3 separate regions of the Homo sapiens genome follow, and all the other regions are linked to region 2. Evidence: chromatin contacts called from ENCODE Hi-C or POLR2A ChIA-PET data. All regions are on one chromosome and are shown on one strand. The core of a region is the stretch at or near the end of the contact, and the rest is flanking DNA. Distances in the headings are between cores, read along the strand shown.

The links. Hi-C counts contacts between places; a loop is a spot of excess contacts on that map. ChIA-PET counts read pairs that join two places held with the same protein, here RNA polymerase II (POLR2A). Pooled maps may share reads with other maps.
Region 1: a pooled map shows a loop between it and region 2 (4-fold over the local background). The contact joins two enhancer-like sites. A Hi-C loop is called at or near these places in 1 of 168 maps with a recorded cell type or tissue (aorta) and 3 of 50 pooled maps. POLR2A ChIA-PET finds 5 or more read pairs at or near these places in 1 of 52 experiments (HCT116).
Region 3: a map of ascending aorta shows a loop between it and region 2 (2.6-fold over the local background). The contact joins two enhancer-like sites. A Hi-C loop is called at or near these places in 1 of 168 maps with a recorded cell type or tissue (ascending aorta). POLR2A ChIA-PET finds 5 or more read pairs at or near these places in 1 of 52 experiments (PC-3).

Annotation. Positions count from the first base shown.
Region 1 is chr10:122,139,699-122,143,730 of GRCh38, forward strand. It overlaps TACC2 (transforming acidic coiled-coil containing protein 2), which reads left to right. Exons shown (of 23, transcript NM_206862.4): 7 at 3,874-4,008. Among named protein-coding and RNA genes, the nearest start is that of BTBD16, 130 kb to the right of the region's middle. RefSeq lists enhancers at 1,456-1,750, 1,476-1,770. Within about 2 kb of position 1,578, at least 22 of the 41 ENCODE cell types and tissues checked have a DNase peak (open chromatin) inside an H3K27ac peak, as active enhancers do.
Region 2 is chr10:122,493,638-122,497,232 of GRCh38, forward strand. All of the region lies in intron 3 of HTRA1 (HtrA serine peptidase 1), which reads left to right. Among named protein-coding and RNA genes, the nearest start is that of HTRA1, 34 kb to the left of the region's middle. RefSeq lists an enhancer at 820-2,019. Within about 2 kb of position 1,379, at least 13 of the 41 ENCODE cell types and tissues checked have a DNase peak (open chromatin) inside an H3K27ac peak, as active enhancers do; they include ascending aorta, where a contact is called at or near this core.
Region 3 is chr10:122,027,241-122,031,054 of GRCh38, forward strand. The region is part of intron 2 of TACC2 (transforming acidic coiled-coil containing protein 2); the gene reads left to right. Among named protein-coding and RNA genes, the nearest start is that of TACC2, 40 kb to the left of the region's middle. Within about 2 kb of position 2,396, at least 10 of the 41 ENCODE cell types and tissues checked have a DNase peak (open chromatin) inside an H3K27ac peak, as active enhancers do; they include ascending aorta, where a contact is called at or near this core.

The DNA of each region.
Region 1 (4,032 bases), core at 328-2,827, 350 kb before region 2:
GGGAATTTCGGAAGAAAAAAATCAAGAGGCCTGGGAGGAAGGGCTGTTAGTGCTAAATGCCTTCCAGATGGTGATGTGAAATGGGAGATAAGATGCTGTCACCCATCTGGCCAACAGGACTGATGTGTTTGGCCTGCACCTTGGGGGCTGTTATCACCCTCCCGTGACAGCCTGGGCCACTCTGGTGTTTGTCCTTGCACAAGGGCTTAATTTGGCAGCTCCAGCCAATCTCTGAAATGAAATTTGCTATCAGTTCAGTGAGGGATCTGCCTAGCGGGACTCAAAAGCCCTGACCAGGGAATCAAAGGACAACAGCTGCTGACGGTGTCTCACTGCGGCCGGATCTGCAGGGCTGTCGGGCTGAATGTGAGCCCTGGAGCTGTGTGTGTGGCTGGAGACTGCAGCCGAATGGGCAGTGGGACCAGTTGTTGTTTGTGAGGACCTTAGCAAGGTGCTAACTCAGGGACAGCAAACTCTTCAGATCCATCGTCTCTGATCCATTGGTAATGGTTCTCTAGGGATCTGTGTTGCGATGGATTCTGAGGTCTTGTCTAGCTGGGCTTAGCAGGAAAGAACGCCTTGATCAATAAGTCATGGCTGTCTGCTGAAAGCGTGGTGGTTTATATGCTGTCAGCTCTGTCCTAAACAAAAAGAAATAGCAGGTTGAACTTAAATCAACATATCCTTCCTCTTCCAAAAATATAAACACTCTACATGAATTTGAATTCAGCTTCTTCGTTATTCCAATAAGGTTTGGAAAACACTGATTAACTCCTTAAATGGAAAAAGGCATCCCAGATGTTTAGCCCCAGGCTAGCTTTCCGCCAGAGGAAGACAGCAAGATAACTCTAGCAGGTGGAATGAGACTACAGAATGTGCGGACCCCATATCAGTGCCCTGCTCTCTCTGGGCTGGGTTTGGCAGCTGTCTGGAAGGTTCTGCAAAGGCCTGGGATTGGTCCTGGGCATTTGTTCAGGGCCCGACTTCCTGAGAACAATGTCTTTAAGAGGAGTCACTGCTGGTCACGGGAGGCTTGAACGCAGATGGGAGCTGACTGGGGTTGTTGGTGAGGAGCTGGCTGCCGGCTGCCCCTACCTGCTTACTCGCTTTGCTTGAGCAACATTGCCCTCTGGCAGCTCAGGGGGAGTTCAAGGGACCTTGACTAGGCTCCTGGAGGACCAGCTTCCGAATGCCGTGGAAAGTCAGGGAGGGCTTTACTCAGTGGAAGGACCTGATCAGAACTTGAGTTGGGTCATTCTGGTGGCTGTGGGGCCTTGGATCTGAGGGGACAAAACGGAAAGCAGGCACAGCAGGATAGCCCAGGAGTCCTGCTCAGAGAGGGCAGATTCCAGAAGGAGAAGGAGGTGACTCAGCAGGAAGGGGTGATGAGGGGCATGGGAATGAGAGAACTGGAAGTCAGTGCCAGGGCCTGGCGGGCTGATGGTGCCACTACCTTGCTGGGAAAATTGGGGGAGGAGGAGGAGGGTCAGGAGGGAAGAGGAGAAGTTCTGTTGGGCCCAGGAGGTGTCTGTGGGGGCCCATGTGTTAGCGCTTGGGCTTGGATGGTGAGTCACTGAGTGTTTCCTCGTGGGAGCCTGACCTCCTCGGCCCCTGGGTATGAGCCAACAGGCGGTGGAAGGAGGGGGGCGCCTTTCTTAAATGAGCTGTTGAGTCACACTTGTTTGATGCCTTTGGCTAACGGGACCCAGCCAGCGCAGGAAGGGTGTGGCCATGGCAGTTGGGACCAACAGAAGGAAGGGAGGAGGGAGCAGCCAGGTGGCCCCTCAGGAACAGGAGCAGCTGTGGGTGTTAAGGGCAGGCGGGGGAGCTTGGTGAGTGAGCCTTGGTTGTGCTGCCCCAGGGTGTTCTCAGAGATGGGGCAGGTGTAGCCTTGGGCATCTGCATCAGATCCCAGGGCTGTCAGCTGTCACAGAGCTGGCTTTGTTGTGATTAGCAGCGGGCCACAGATCTAAGGTAGCATCTCCCCCCCACCCGCCACTGTTTTCTAAGACAGAGATCCTTCCTTGCAGTTTGATAAACAGTACCCTTAAATCACAGAACCACAAACAATACCACCTTTCCACAATTTGCATTAAACTAAGTAAAATCTTGGTGGGATGTGTGTGGTGGAGGGGGGAGCACAGCAGTGTAATTTCTTGAGAAAGCGAAGTTAGACTAGTAGTTTGCGTTTGTAAGTGGTCCATTTGCCGATTATGAGTACATGTCAGCCTCCAAAGTGCAAAATAGCTCTCTTAAGGAGCTTAAATGCCTCTGGTAGTTTGCATTATTCATTTTGAGTCATTCTTTTACAAAATGATTAATTTTAGCCACTGCCCAAATTGTTGCAAATAATAGTTTGACAAAGGAGGCCAGTCACTCCATCTGTGAATCCACTTTGCTGTTTTGCTGGGTTTCCTCCAAGCACTTGTAATTTTTGTTCCCCCGTGGATTGGTCTGCTCTGGGCTTTCCTAGGTCGTTATTTCTTGGGCTCTGTTTTCCTCTGTGGAGCCCCGAGGGAGCAGGCAGCATGGGTTCCAGCCCTGGCTCTGCTCCCACACTTGGTTGCAGCCAGTTGGACACTTGGCGGTATCCCCTCTGCCTGCTGTGGGCGGCCTGGCCCAGGGTTGCGATCCTGCGGTGGATGTGGCAGATGTGGCCCCTGTCCTCGTGGAGCTCTGAGGCCAGGACGGTGAGGGGCTGGGAAGTGCCTGCTGGACCTGCAGAATCTGCTAAGCTGTGACCAGACTTATGGGCAAGACTGAGTCCTCTGTCCAGTGTACAGTGTGGGTGCCTATGGCAGCTGCCCTTCAGACCAGGGTGCTAGCCTGTCAGGTGGACCTCGAAGAGATGGAGTGAGCAGACATAGCAGCCCAGAGGCCCACGCACCCTGGACTCCTGCAATCTGGGAGCTCCCTGGAGGTGTTTACCCGCAGAGGGAAGCAGTGATCCCTCACTGCAAGGGCTGTGACGCCACAAACCCCAGCTACCACCTCAGGCTGGGTTTCAGGCCGTCTGTGCTGAGTCTTGTATTCCAGCCTGGCTACCCCAAGACACCTTCAGCCTGGCCAGTCCCACTGTGGACCAGAGCAGGGATGGCTGGAGAGGCTGGGAGGGTACCACCCTGAAAGCTGTTCCCAGGCTTTAGTCTGTGGAGGCCGTTGCTAGCCTTGCTTTTTGCCAGTGGGGAAAATCAGAACCTCTTCTGCACTGCAAGCCTGTGCCTTTTGGCTTTTGTGGGGAGTGGTCTCCAGTGCTACCCCCGGAGGCCCCGCACGCTGTGGTTCCCTGGCTGTCCAGCAGGGGGCACTCGTTCCCTACTCGAGGGCCACACTCCGTCTCTGAAACTCATTCCTCCCCCAGGACACGGGTGGCCCAACTGGTCCCGGGGCAGGTTCCCGAATTTCCCATCATCCTTTTCCCCTGGATTTTTCTCAGCCTTGGGATTTGCGGGCAAAGCCTGGGGAATTTGTAAAGTTGTATTTTAGTTCTCACCTTGTAGAGTTTCATTGCCTATCACAAACGAATAGAAATCATCATAAAAAAAATCCTCTCCTCTAAACAAAAATCAAACGAGAAAACTCACATAGCGTGTCCTGGACACCTGAGCTGCCTCTGTTAAAGAAACCCGGTTCTACAGAAGCTTAAGGAGGGAGGAGCTTAAGGGCCTGGCCTGGGAGCCACTTCGTTGCAGCCACAGGCCCTGCTGTGCAGAAGTGGAGGCCTGGATGGGGAAGCCGGGGAGCCAAGTGCTGGGGTTTAAAGAGTCCATTCCATGTGTGGGCGGGTGGGTTGGGTGGGGTGAATGGGGCCTGATGAATGTGCCATTAATGAGCCCAGCACCATGTGGAATAATTCCCTCATTGTGTCCCCAGCATCTCCCCAGCTGCTGCCCATGCGGGTCTTCCTCCCTCGGCTGCAGAACACATAGTTTCGCCATCTGCCCCAGCTGGTGACAGAGTAGAAGCTTCCACTCCCTCCTGCCCAGATCCGGCCAAGGACCTCAGCAGGTATTGCGCAAGTCCCCCTCCACA
Region 2 (3,595 bases), core at 129-2,628:
GTTACTTTAGCTACAGCTATTTGTCCAGCTGTGCTGATTAAGAAACTTGGAGAAAAGCATCTTTGGAATCATGTCCTTCCCATCTTATATACAGCCTTTGCAGATTTCCTGCTGTTCTGAGAGAGATCTGAACTCCTTACCAGGACCTTGAGGGCCCCACCTGATTGGGCACCCCTCACTCTCTCTGCCCCTCCTCCCCTTCCCCTCCTCCCCTCCTTTCTCCACCCCCACCTGCTCTGCTCAGACACCCCTTCCTTGGTTGCTTCCCACAGGCCAGGGCTGTCCCCTGGGGCCTTGGCTGTTCCCCTCCCAGGAGCGCCCCTCTCCAGCTCCTCATGCAGCCAACCTTCCTGTCCTTCAGGCCTCTGATTAAATTCTGCCTTAGACATCTCTCCCCACCCCGCTGTGTGAGGTAGCGCCCCATGCCCCAGTCCCCTCAACTCCACTGCCTCACTTTGGGGACACATCACCCCAGGGACAACTGCATTCCACTCTTGGTTTTTCCCTCCTCGTCTATTTATCACAATTTAGAGTCGCCTCACTCATTTGTCAAATGAAGTTCATCTCTGCAGCTGGACTGCGGGGTTGGGGGCACATCCGGCTGTCGGTCCTCAGGTAGGAGGTGCTTGGCAACCTTGTTCAGAGTAGGACGTTCACAGCTGTCTGCCCCGGAGGAAGCAAGGGCACCCGCCACATGGATGGAATTGAGGGGAAGGCACCCGGGGCTCCTGCATCGAGCTTCCCTCCTATATTCAATGAGGAAATGACCCTGCAGAAGGCTGGCTGCAGATGCCCCTGCCTCCCGGCTTTGCCTGCTTGGAGTTTGATGGACACGTGGTCCTGTCAGGGCTACAGCAGGTCTATGGTCTTTGGTAACGGAAAGCGCTGGTGAAACAGTGAGCTTTCCCGTGGGTGCTTTTCCCTGACGCCAACAACCAGGTAAATATTTGGAAACGGCCTTGTTGAGGCTTGTGAGGTGGTTTTCCTCCCTCCCCTGTAGGCCTGCGCCACCCCCCCAACCCCACGGCCACCTTTGGGCCAGATGGCACCCACAGACCTGTTTGAAGTGGCCACAGAGGGAGCCCTCTGGGCGCTGGGGCCGCTGTGTTTGCAGAGGGTCCTCTTACTGCTGAGCTGGCTGGTGCAGTGAGAAGGAAGGCCGACACCCCTGATCCTCATCAAGTTCAGACGGGGGTCACTGCGGGTGAGGGGCCTGGGGCCTTTTACATGTCCCGGGAGCTGCTGAGCAGGCCACTCTTCTCCAGGCCACCAGAACTTGGCCCTGCGCATGGTGAATCTTCCCTGAGTCAGCTGAGTGAGGGGGTTCAGGCAGCCCCCCGGGACATGGCAGTGGCGGGGAGTGGACTGGGGTGGTGCTTGCCATGACTCACGCCGGTTCTCCTCAGGCAACCGGATGGTCAGATGCGCTGACTCAGTGGCCTGAGCTCGTCCAAAAGCGAATCAGAGAACACAGGGCCTGGGCTCACCCGCTGCCCTCTTCTGGAGTCATCTGTCACTCATCCTCATGAAGGAAGCGCCTGGGAGCCTGGAATGCACATCGCACTGCCCCAGCTCCCCTCTTGTTTCTGTGTTTTTCCATTTTGGATTCTTTCCCCCAACGCCTTCTGTACTGGGCATTTTGTGGTCTCTTCTTTTTCTCCGAGAACTCTGAGGGCTACCATTGCATTTGCTAATGATGCCACAGACGGTGTTGACGTTATGAGGCTTCTATTACTGTATTGATTTTTACCATTTTTAGGGGGACGGGAATCAATATTTCATGAGGGAATGTGAAGCCAGACAGTGAAGTAGAAGCTGGCTTTTATTTTGTGCCAGGCTTTGTCCAGAGGCGGGTGGGGACGTGGCTCCTAAGCTCTTGATTGCAGCTCCTTCTGGCTTGGGAAACGTTTCAGTTCCCCAAACTCTCAGAACTGGATCCCCTGTGTGTTCTCTGGCCCGGATTCAAGAACTTAGTTGATTGTCAAGGAAATTCTTTGGCTATATTTTTCTCTTAATATGGTAATGCCTTTTTTCACTCTGGCACTCTCTTTTCAGGGAATTGGATTAAGACTATTATTTATGGGTCTGACAAAGCAGTTCCCAAGTTGTTGGGACTGGATTTGTTTAGGAATGTCTCCTGTCCTCTTCATTGAGGGGGGAATACAAATTGCTTCCATTTGACAGTTTATCAAGTGTGTGACAGAGTATCAGAGTCCAGGGTTGGCCAACTACAGCCAGTAGTCCAAAGCTGGCCCTCTGTTGTTGTAAATAAAGTTTTATTGGGACATGGTCATGCTCACTTATTTAGGTAGAGTGTATGGCTGCATTCAGTCTACACCAGCAGAGTTAAATAGTTGTGATGAAGACCACGTGGCCCGTGAAGCCAAAAATATTTGCTTCCTGGCCCTTTACAGGAAAAAAATTCCCAGCCCCAGTGGCAGGCAATTAACACCTTGTCCTCGAGGAGCTGAAAGTGGCTGGAGGCAGGAATGCTTATAAGAACCAAGCGAGGTGAAGCACTAGGTGGCCGCGGCGAGCAGGAAGAGAAGCTGATTTTGTTTGCCCTTTCGTTTGCCAGAGATTGTGGGTTCTTTTTTTTTTTTTTTTTTTTTTTTTTTTTTTGCAGAGATGAAGCTTTGATCTTGTCACAATAGCAGAGGGAGGCCTTATTTTTGTCTATTTCTCTGTGACATTGGTAGAAAGGACTTTGTCAGAATTCCAAGCTATTTGGCAATTATCCAATTTTGAGATCCTAATGGATCTTTCGAGGTCTAGTTTGTTCATTCTTTTAGTGATTCCTTGTTAATTCCCTGATTTTATAAATGTGTGTTGAACATCTGTCTTGGCCAAATACTTCTTAGGTGCTGAGGATGCAGCAATAGTGGGCAAAGCCATGGGGCTTAAGATCTAGTGTGGGAAATGGGTGATGTAAAGTAAATATGGCGATAAGTACAGTGCACGAAGCAAACAAGTGAAGGGGTAGAAGGTATCAGGCTGCAAAGACAGCAGATAGTGTAGGCAGGGAATCTTATCTGAGGGGGTGACATCTAAGCTGAGATGGAAAGGACAGTGAGAGCCAGCCAAGGAAACAAGTTGGGTGACAAGAGTTGCAGGTGGAGTTGCTTAATTTCCCACTTCTGCTCAGCCTGCAGATCCTGGATCTTGGACTAATTGCAAACTGTCATTTCCTCGTGAGTTTATTAGAACCCTCCAGAACAAGTTTCTGGTTAGCTAGTTTCTCTGTGTGTTGTCTCATTTCTTGTTGGTTCTGGTTCTTTGGGGTTCCTACTCATACTCTGGAAAGCTCCAGTGTCTTAAGTAGTCAGTCTCCCAAGAGTCTGAAAGCACAAAGATTCACAATGATACGATCACCTCTCAATCATAGCAGCATTGATGCAGTTCCGTAGCTGGTTTCCTAAAGCCATCCAGATCTCTTTCTGTGGCAAGAGAGAAATAAGACCTTCTGGTGAATTGAGGACTAATTATCCTAATAAACATGCGAATTAACAGTTCCTTTGGTTAAACAAAGCACCAGAATCTGATAATGGGAACATGTGACTCATGGTATTTCCTTCTTTGCTTTATCTACCAGGCA
Region 3 (3,814 bases), core at 1,146-3,645, 470 kb before region 2:
CATCTGTATATCTCATTTGGTGAGGTGTCCGTTCAGGTCTTTGGCCCATTTTAAAGTTAGGTTGTTTGTTTTCTTATTATTGAGTTTTACAAGTTTCTTGTATATTTTGGATAAAGTGTGCCTTTTGCGAATAATTTCTCCCTGCCTGTGGCTTGTCTTCTTATTCTCTTGAGGTTGAGATTCATTTTTGTGTCTGTGTATTTTTTTTTAACCTACGAATGTCCATCTTTCTAACAACATTTGTTAGAGTATTCTTCCTCCATTAAACTGTTTCTGCACCTTTGTCAGCAATCAGCTAGGCATATTTGTGTGGCTCTGTTTCTGGGTTTGCTATTCTTGTCCATTGATTATCTTGATTACTGTGGCTATATAATAAGGCTTGAAATCAGGTACAGTGAGTCTTCTCATTTTATTCTTTTCTAAAATTGTTTTTGCTGTTCTTGCACCTATGACGTTCCCTATTAATATTAGAATAAATCTATCCATCTCTACACAATACTTTCTGGGATTTTTTTTTTTTTTTGACAGAGTCTCACTCTGTTGCCCAGGCTGGAGTGCAATGGAGTGATCTCGGCTCACTGCAAGCTCCGCCTACCAGGTTCACGCCATTCTCCTGCCTCAGCCTCCCGAGTAGCTGGGACTACAGGCGCCTGTCACCATGCCCAGCTAATTTTTTGTATTTTTAGTAGAGACGGGGTTTCACCGTGTTAGCCAGGTTGGTCTCGATCTCCTGACCTTGTGATCTGCCCTCCTCGGCCTCCCAAAGTGCTAGGATTACAGGCGTGAGCCACTGCGCCTGGCCCATTGTTTTCTTTTCTTTTTTTCTTTTTTCTTTCTTTCTTTCTTTTTTTTTTTTTTTTTTTTTGAGATGGAGTCTCACTCTGTCACCCAGACTGGAGTGCAGTGGTGTGATATCTCAGCTCACTGCAACCTCCAGTTCCTGGGTTCAAGCGATTCTCCTGCCTCAGCCTCCTGGATAGCTGGGATTACAGGTGCATGCCACCATGCCCGGCTAATTTTTGTACTTTTAGTAGAGACAGAGTTTCACTATGTTGGCCAGGCTGGTCTCAAACTCCTGACCTCAGGTGATCAGCCTGTCTCGGCCTCCCAAAGTGTTGGGATTACAGGCGTGAGCCACCACACCAAGCCTATTTTATTTTTCATTATCATTTTTTGTAATCTTCAACATATAGATCCAGCATATATTTTATGATGTTTATACCTAAGTATTATGTTTTCTTTGGAGTGACCGTAAATGGTGTCATGTTTTTAAATTTGCTATTCATGTGTTCATTATTAATGTATTGATTTTTGCATGCTGATTTTGTATCCTGTGACCTTGCTGAACTCACTTATTAGTTCCAAGAAGTTTGTTTGTTTTTGTAGATTTCTTGGGATTTTTCTATGTATGTAATCACGTTATTTGCAAATAGGGGCTGTTTTATTTATTTATTCTTTTCCCATCCTGTATACCCTTCCTTCCTTCCTTCCTTCCCCCTCCCCTCTCCTCCCTTCCCCTTCTGTTCCCTTCCCTTGCCTCCGCTCCCCTCCCCTCCCCTCCTCTCCCCTCCCCTTCTGTTCCCTTCCCTTCCCTCCGCTCCCCTCCCCTCCCCTCCTCTCCCCTCCCCTTCCCTTCCCTTCCCTCCGCTCCCCTCCCCTCCTCTCCCCTCCCCTTCCCTTCCCTTCCCTCCCCTCGCCTTCCCTTCCCTTCCCTTCCCTTCCCTTCCCTTCCCTCCCCTCCCCTCCCCTCCCCTCCCCTCCCCTCCCCTCCCCTTCCCTTCCCGTCTTTCTTCTTTATTACAGTGGCTGGGACTTTCAGTCCTGTGTTAAACAAGAGCGGTGAGAGGGGACATTTTTCCCTGGTTCCTAGTCTGAGGAGGAAAGCATTCAGTCTTTCACTGTTAAGTAAGATATTAGCTGTAATTTTGTTGTTAAACATAATGCTTGTAATCAAGTTGAGGAAGTTCTCTATTCCTAGTTTGCTGTGGGTTTTTATCATGAATGAGTGTTCGGTTTTGTCAGATGCCGTCTCTGCATCAATCGATGTAATTGTATGATCTTTCTTCTTTGGCCTGTTGATATATTGAACTACACTGATTGATTTTCAAATGTTGAACCAGCCTGGTATAATTATTTTTACACATTGTTGGATTCAATTTGCTAACACTTTGTTGAAGACTTTTGTATCTAAATTCGTAAGAAATATTGCTCTGTAGTTTTCTTTTATGTCTGGTTTTTGTATCAGGGTAATAGTAGCCTCACAAAATGAGTTGGGAAGTGCTTGCTCCTGTTCTGTTTTCTAGAAGAGATTGTGTAAAGAAATCTTACATTTTAAAAAAATGTTGGCAACTAATTTCAATTATTTTTAAGCACTCTATGGGCCAAACGAATGTGCCTGCTGGCTGGGGTTGGCTTCGGGCACGCCTCCCAGTAATTTCCACTTAAAGGAATGTTCTGTCTTGTGTTTTAGAGTTGAGAAGGGCATAGCTATCGGGTGAGCGCCCTCAATGTGCACAGTATGGGCCACTAGGCATATTTTGGCCTTTAGTCCTGCTCATTAACAAACCAAGCAGCTCAGGTTCAACCCCTTCTTTGGGGTCTTAGGGATGCTTTTGGACCTCAAGCTCCCTGCAGGCCCCACTACTGGCTGCAAACAAGATAGAGCGGTGGGCAGGGGGTGGGGAGGGTGGGAGGTGTGTGATTTTGTGCTTCAGGGGACATTTAGCAATGTCTCAGGACAGTTTTTGTTGTCACAACTCAGAGATGGGGTGCCACTGGCATCTGGTAGGTAGAGGTCAGTGTTGCTGCAGAGTATTCTACAATGCACAGAACAGTCCCCCACAATAAAGAATTATCCAGCACAAAATGTCAACAGCGCTGAGGTTGAGAAACCCTAGAATACAAGAACATTTGGCTTAACTGCTTTAACAGAATGCCTAGCGGAGGTGGGTAAACTTCTTTAACCTGAGATGAATTTCTACCTGAATATAGGCAACGTTGAAAATGGGTTACATTTTTCTCCCCATTACTTTCACGAAATCCCACTGTCCAGAATTGAATGTACACTGTTTACTTAGCAGAGACTCATAGAAATGGAATTGCAGTGTCAAACGAAGGGTTAGTACTTTCAAAAGGCACTTGCTGTATACATTGTCAAAATGCCTTCCAGAACAGTGATGTCGACTTCTCTCACCAGGGCATGAAAGCCTGTGTCACTGCATCCTTGCAGGCGACGGATGTTCTAATGCTACATATGTTTACTAGTTAGGAAGGTAAAAATGCTGGTGTGGGGGTTCAATACCCGCATCCCACTCCAACTGTTCCTCATTTCTCACCTCCTACCAGCTCCTGACTCCATCTCCCCTCCTCAGTCTTCATTCTCCTTGAGTGAGCAGATGTTTTTCTAGCTCTGCAAGTTTTCACTTCTCCAACCTCAGCCAGACATGACCCAGTCTGGCAGAGGTCTGGGTCATGTCTGGCTGAGGTTGGAGAAGTGGGGTTGCCTTTAGGATTCCAGGACCAGACGAGGTCTGCCTTTGGTAGAGAAACAAGTAGGAATGAAGCATGGGTGTGTCTGGCTGTGGGACTCAGGGCTCTCCCAGGGAATTGGGGCTCCAGACCCATCTGTACCTGGTGACCCAGAGCCACCGCGAGTCCCTCCAACCCAAACTCAGCTTCTGCCTCCATAATGCTCAGCCTCCTGTGATCCCCCTCTTGGGTACCATGATCTACCTGGCCATCCAAGACAGAAATCTGCGGGTCAGCCCTGACTCCACCTACTTCCACCCCCCCATCTGATAAATCACACTATGTT